Linked DNA regions of Homo sapiens: region 2 is linked to region 1. Evidence: read pairs that join two places in POLR2A ChIA-PET (ENCODE). Cell type or tissue: GM12878. All regions are shown on one strand. Links, peaks and the distances in the headings refer to the core of each region. The heading gives the core; the rest is flanking DNA.

Evidence for each region. Peaks named below come from ENCODE experiments on the same cell type or tissue, not always from the same donor. Only the 100,000 strongest peaks of a DNase experiment are listed, where the experiment ranks them.
Region 2: POLR2A ChIA-PET joins it to region 1 with 7 read pairs; 1 of 35 experiments calls an interaction of 5 or more read pairs at or near these places.

The regions. Positions count from the first base shown.
Region 1 is chr2:96,484,726-96,487,637 of GRCh38, reverse strand. No RefSeq gene overlaps it. Among named protein-coding and RNA genes, the nearest start is that of NEURL3, 19 kb to the left of the region's middle. RefSeq lists enhancers at 1,189-1,838, 1,524-2,216. In GM12878, for the core only: no CTCF peak of the experiment used is centred there; a DNase peak (open chromatin) is centred at 1,437; H3K4me3 peaks cover 1,497 bases; H3K27ac peaks cover 2,496 bases.
Region 2 is chr2:96,223,654-96,226,565 of GRCh38, reverse strand. All of the region lies in intron 1 of STARD7-AS1 (STARD7 antisense RNA 1), which reads right to left. Among named protein-coding and RNA genes, the nearest start is that of SNORA112, 10 kb to the right of the region's middle. RefSeq lists an enhancer at 1,161-1,455. In GM12878, for the core only: no CTCF peak of the experiment used is centred there; a DNase peak (open chromatin) is centred at 1,305; H3K4me3 peaks cover 424 bases; H3K27ac peaks cover 1,680 bases.

The DNA.
Region 1 (2,912 bases), core at 157-2,656:
CACCACCACATCTGGCTAATTTTTTAAATTTTTTGTAGAGACAGGATCTTGCTGTGTTGCTCAGGCTGGTCCTGAACTCCTTGGGCTCAAGCAATCCTCCTACTTCAGCCTCCCAAAGGTTGGGATGACAGGTGTGAGCCACTGCATCCAGCCCAAGGAATACGTTTTCATTATGTTTCTGACATACAGGATGTAGCATACAGTAAATGTCATGAATATAAAAATGCATAAAATAATGTGTGTGTGTGTTGGTATATGAATGGCAAAGGGTCCAGGAGGGTAAGAGAAGTGACCCTGGGAAAGGACTGGGATGGGGATGTGATTGGGAGGACTTGAACATTTCACTGGCATGTGGGGACTTTTTTTTTTTTTTTTTTAACAATGAGAATGAGCTTACATATTGGTTAAAAAGCCAAAAACAGTTGCTTTGGGAAACAGTGGTGGCTCCTCAAAAACTTAAACACAGAAGGACTGTATGAGCCAGCGATTCCACTCCTACATATATACCCAAGGGAATTGGAAACACTTCCACACACAATTTGTACACAAATGTTGATGGAAGAATTATTCATAATGGCCCCAAGGTAGAAATGAATATTATTTGATCCTTAAAAAGGAATGAAATACTGATTCAGGCTACATCATGATGAGCCTTGAAAATGTTATGCTAAGAGAAGGAAACTAGTCACCAAAGGCCATATATGCACGATTCCATCCATATGAAATGTCTACAATAGGCAAATCCAGAAACAGAAAGTAGATTAGTGGGTTTCAGAGGCTGGGGAGAGGCAGAAATGAGGAGTGACAACTAAAGGGTACGGAGTTTCTTTTTAGGGTGAGGAAAATATCCTGAAATTAATTATGCTGATAGTTGCACAACTTTGTGAATAGAATACTAAAAACCATTGAACTGTGCATTTAAAAAAGACGAATATTATGATAATGTGAGTTACATCTCAATTAAAAAGTTATCCAAAACAAAACCTCTCCAAAATAGACAAAGAAGCGCTAGTGGGGAAAAAAGAGGAAGACGATATTAGCCCTGGCAGCAGGAACAGCTGAAGAGGAGATGCCTTTTGAGCTGGTCCTACAGGGAGAGTTTGGAAGGCAGAGGGGAATGGATGCCGGTCTTCCAGACAGCAGGCGCGGCACATGCAGAGATGGCAAAGGCAAGGTGTGCTGGGGGAGCTACGAGGAGGTGAGGAGGTCGGATTGGCCCAAGCAAAAGCGGGGGGGAGAGGCGAGAGGGAAGCGAGATGGGCCTGCCCTAGGAGCGCTCTACCGGCTGCGTGAGTGGCGGTGCCCGTGCCATCCCTGGGGCTGCAGGAGGTCTGATCTGCCAGGGCCTCGGCCAGCCAGCAACTCACAGTGCTTGTAAGGCAGGCTGGGAGAGAGGCAGGCTGCGGCTAAGTTTCGCTTTCCTAGAAGCCTGAGATCACAGGTTCCCTTGACGTGAGGTCACTGGAGTAAAACAATGGAGGAAGCGTGTAATGAATCATTATCACAGGGGCAGAATACACGCAGTAAAAAGAAAGTAGAACTGCAACCAGGGATCTTTAGCGTCCTGTAAGCGGAGGCCTGCCCGGGCTGGCTCCAGGGACCTGCTACGGGGCTTTCCTGCAGATATGGGAAAATTCCCTCGTCCAGACTTTCACATCAGGCTTTCTGTTAGATCAATTGGAGAGGGAAGGGGGAGACCGGGTCCACCATGTCACCTGCCCCTGGCGCCCATCGCACACAGGGCCCCAGCGTGCTGTCCTCATGAGGCCTCGCCAGCATTACTCCCTGATGGCACTCCTCTCGCAACCCCCACCCCCACCCCTGCACTGCACGCCCTGACCCCCCTGCTGATCAACTGTTGAAGAAATTCCACTTGGAAGAAGTCTACAGTGGGGACTGGGGGTCCCGCGTGTGGGGGATGACTCCTAAGCCTGGAGGCAGAGGGAAGAGAACCGCGCACGGTCCCTTCCTCCACAGACCTGCACAGCAGATTAGCCTCTGCTGCCAGCTGCCCTGCTCCCCAGTCCCTTCCTTTGAAGGAATGGGTGGTAGGATCTCCACAGGAATCTAGAGGTGGTGCCTCTGTGGTTTTCTGGCGCAGCCAGCTTGTTTCTCTCAGATCTGTGTGAAGTGCGAGGGGCACAGCAGGGGGTGACATTCTCATTTTATAGCCAGGAAACTGAGGCGCAGAGGCTTTGTGTGACTTGCCTGCAGCCACACAGCAGCCCATGGTATGGTTGGGACCAGATCTGGAATCGCTGAATCCCAGCCAAGACTCCCTTCTGCCTCAAGCTGAGCCATTTATGGCTTGACATGGAGGCGGATCACCTGAACAGTCCCCATTCCCCACAAAGTTCTCAACAAAAAAAGGGCCAACTTGGACACAGTGATTGAGATGGAGACTGACCACGAGAGGAGGGCACTTCCTAATCCCCGTTTCTGGCCCTAAACATCTTCCTGGCTTTCTGTTCAGGACCCCTCCTGACTCCCTCAAATGCTCTTGGATTCCGCTGACTTAAAGGATCAAATACATTTTGGCTCCTTGCCTGTCTCCCCCCAGGAGTATGTGCAGTCCTGGGGCTGACAGGGACTTGGAAGGAGAAGCCCAAGTGTCTTATTCCTTTTTTTGTTTGTTTGTTTGTTTTTTACTGTTAGAACACCACAGACTGGGCAATTTATAAAGAAAAGGGTTTATTTGGTTCATAGCTCTGGGAAGTCCAAGGGCATGGCTCTGGCATCTAGCGAGGGCCTTCATATTGAGTTATCCCAAGGTGGAAGGTGGAGGGTAGGAGGGAAGATGGGGACTGAACTTCACCCTTTTATCAGGAACCCATTCCCTCAGTGACTAGCTCACTCCTGCAATAACAATATTGTTTCACTCATGAGGGCAGAGGCTTCATGGCCTAATCACC
Region 2 (2,912 bases), core at 226-2,725, 260 kb after region 1:
AATCCCAGCTACTTGGGAGGCTGAGGTAGGAGAATCACTTGAACCCGGAAGGTGGAAGTTGCAGTGAGCTGAGATCGTACCATTGCACTCCAGCCTGGGCAACAGAGCAAGACTCCATCTCAAAAAAACAAAACAAAACAAAAACAACCAAAAGAAAAAACACAATGAAGTATTACTATAAGGCCGGGTGCGGTGGCTCATACCTGTAATCCCAGTACTTTGGGAGGCCAAGGTGGGTGGATTACCTGAGGTCAGGAGTTCGAGACCAGCCTGGCCAACATGGTGAAGCCTCATCTCTACTAAAAATACAAAAAATTAGCTGGGCGTGGTGGCGGGCACCTGTAATCCCAGCTACTTGGGAGGCTGAGGCAGGAGAATCACTTGAACTCAGGAGGAGGAGGTTGCAGTGAGCCGAGATCGCACCATTGCACTCCAGCCTCGGCAACAAAAGCGAAACTCCGTCTCTAAATAAAATTTAAAAACTGACAATATGGAGTACTGGCAAGGATGCAGAATAATCAGAACTCTTATACACTGCTGGTGGGAATACAAAATGATAAAACTACTTTGGAAGCAGGTTAGCAATTTCTTAAAAGGTGAAACACTGCCACTGCACTCCAGCCTGGGCAACAGAGCAAGACTCCGTCTCAAAAAAAAAAAAAGTGAAACACCATAAAACCTAGCAATTCCTTTTCTAGGTATTTACCTGAAAGAGTTGCATGCAAATATTCATAGCAGCCCAACCTGGAAACAATCCAAATGTCCATCAAATGGATAAACAAATGTCAGTATATTCATACAATGGGATAGTAAGCTACAAACTACTGATACAACAAAATAGATGAATCTCAAAACCATTACACTAATGGAAAGAAGCCAGATACAACATACTATATGATTTCATTCATATGAAATTCTAGAAAAGACAAAACTATAGTGATAGAAAGCAGATTATGGCTGTCAAAGGCCAGGGGTTGGGGAAAGGGACTGGCTGCGAAGGGGCACAGGGAACTTTTCAGAATGATGGTAATGTAATGTTTCACAGCATAATTGTGGCAGTGAATCTATGATTACCCCTTGACTGCCTGGAGAGTTTCCCTTTTGCAGCATAGGAAGAGAGAACCCAAGTGAAGGCCAACTGACTCCTTGAGTTGAGGACAAGGAGTTGGAAAGTCATAGAGAAGTTTGAGAAGCTGTTGCCTCTGTGGGTGTGAGGCCCTTGCTGGTCATTAGGCTCGTAATACAGGAAGAAGTCCTGGAACTAAAGCAGAGAAGAGTCAGTACAAGCTGGAATGAGCCAGTTACCTCTGCCTTTATTTATCACTCCATCTGACTGTGGAGTTTCCAAAAGTATAACGGCCCTGTTTCACTTCTGCTTTCCAAACAAGTTTCTGTTTGGCCAACTCTATATGTGGAGGAGAATTCTGGGAAATACCTAGCTTGACCAAGTTGACAATAGAACAATACGGCATCCACACACAAAATTTAAAGAACCATCCTTCATTACAAAGTACTTACATAACTTTTCTTAGTGTTATCTCAATAAAAACGAAAAATAGGAGATCTGATGATCAACACTGTATTTTCTAGCCTAATAATATTCAACTAATAATACTAATTGAAAAGAATTATCAGTTTTACCTATCTCATTATGAGAAGTGCCCAACATATTTTTATAATTTTGTTTTTTGAGACGGAGTCTTACTCTGTTACCCAGGCTGGAGTGCAATGGTATGATCTCGGCTCACTGCAACCTCCGCCTCCCAGGTTCAAGAGATTCTCCTGCCTCAGCCTCCCGAGTAGCTGGGATTACAGGCAACTGCCACCAAGCTCAGCTAATTTTTTGTATTTTTAGTAGAGACGGGGTTTCACCGTGTTAGCCAGGATGGTCTCAATCCCCTGACTTTGTGATCTGCCTGCCTTGGCCTCCCAAAGTGCTGGGATTACAGGTGTAAGCCACTGCACCTGGACACATTTTTATGATTTTTAATGACATTTGAGATACATGTTGTTTTAATCTTTTTTTTTTTTTGAGATGAAGTCTCACTCTTGTCACCCAGGCTGGAGTGCAGTGGCATGATCTCGGCTCACTGCAACCTCTGCCTCCCGGGTTCAAGCAATTCTCCTGCCTCAGCCTCCTGAGTAGCTGGGATTACAGGCACGCACCACCATGCCCGGGTAATTTTTGTATTTTTTAGTAGAGATGGAGTTTCGCCATGTTGGTCAGGCTGGTCTTGAACTCCTGACCTCGTGATCCGCCCACCTCAGCCTCCCAAAGTGCTGTGATTACAGGCATGAGCCACCGCGCCTGGCTTGTTTTAATCTTGTATGCTAATAATAGAAATAAAAATTCAGTCCAGAAAAATAATGAACCCTTAAAGACTTATAAGAAATTTTAAAAAATTTTTAATTTTTATTTTGTGTGTGAGAGACAGGAGCATATGATGGGGGATCAATAAAGAATTTATGGATGGGCACAGTGGCTCACACCTGTAATTCTAGCACTTTAAGGCCGAGGCGGGCATATCTTCTGAGGTCAGAAGTTCGAAACCACCCTGGCCAACATGGTGAAACCCCATCTCTAATTACAAAAATCAGCCGGGCATGATGGTGCACACCTGTAGTCCCAGCTATTCAGGAGGTTGAGGCAGGAGAATCACTTGAACCTGGGAGGCGGAGGCTGCAGTGAGCCAAGATCATACTGGCTGGGTGTGGTGGCTCACGCCTGTAATCCCAGCACTTTGGGAGGCCGAGGCGGGTGGATCACTTGAGGTCGGGAGTTCAAAACCAGCCTGACCAACATGCAGAAACCCTGTCTCTACTAAAAATACAAAAAATTAGTCAGGCATGGTGGCACATGCCTGTAATCCCAGCTTCGGGAGGCTGAGGCATAAGAATTACTTGAACCCAGG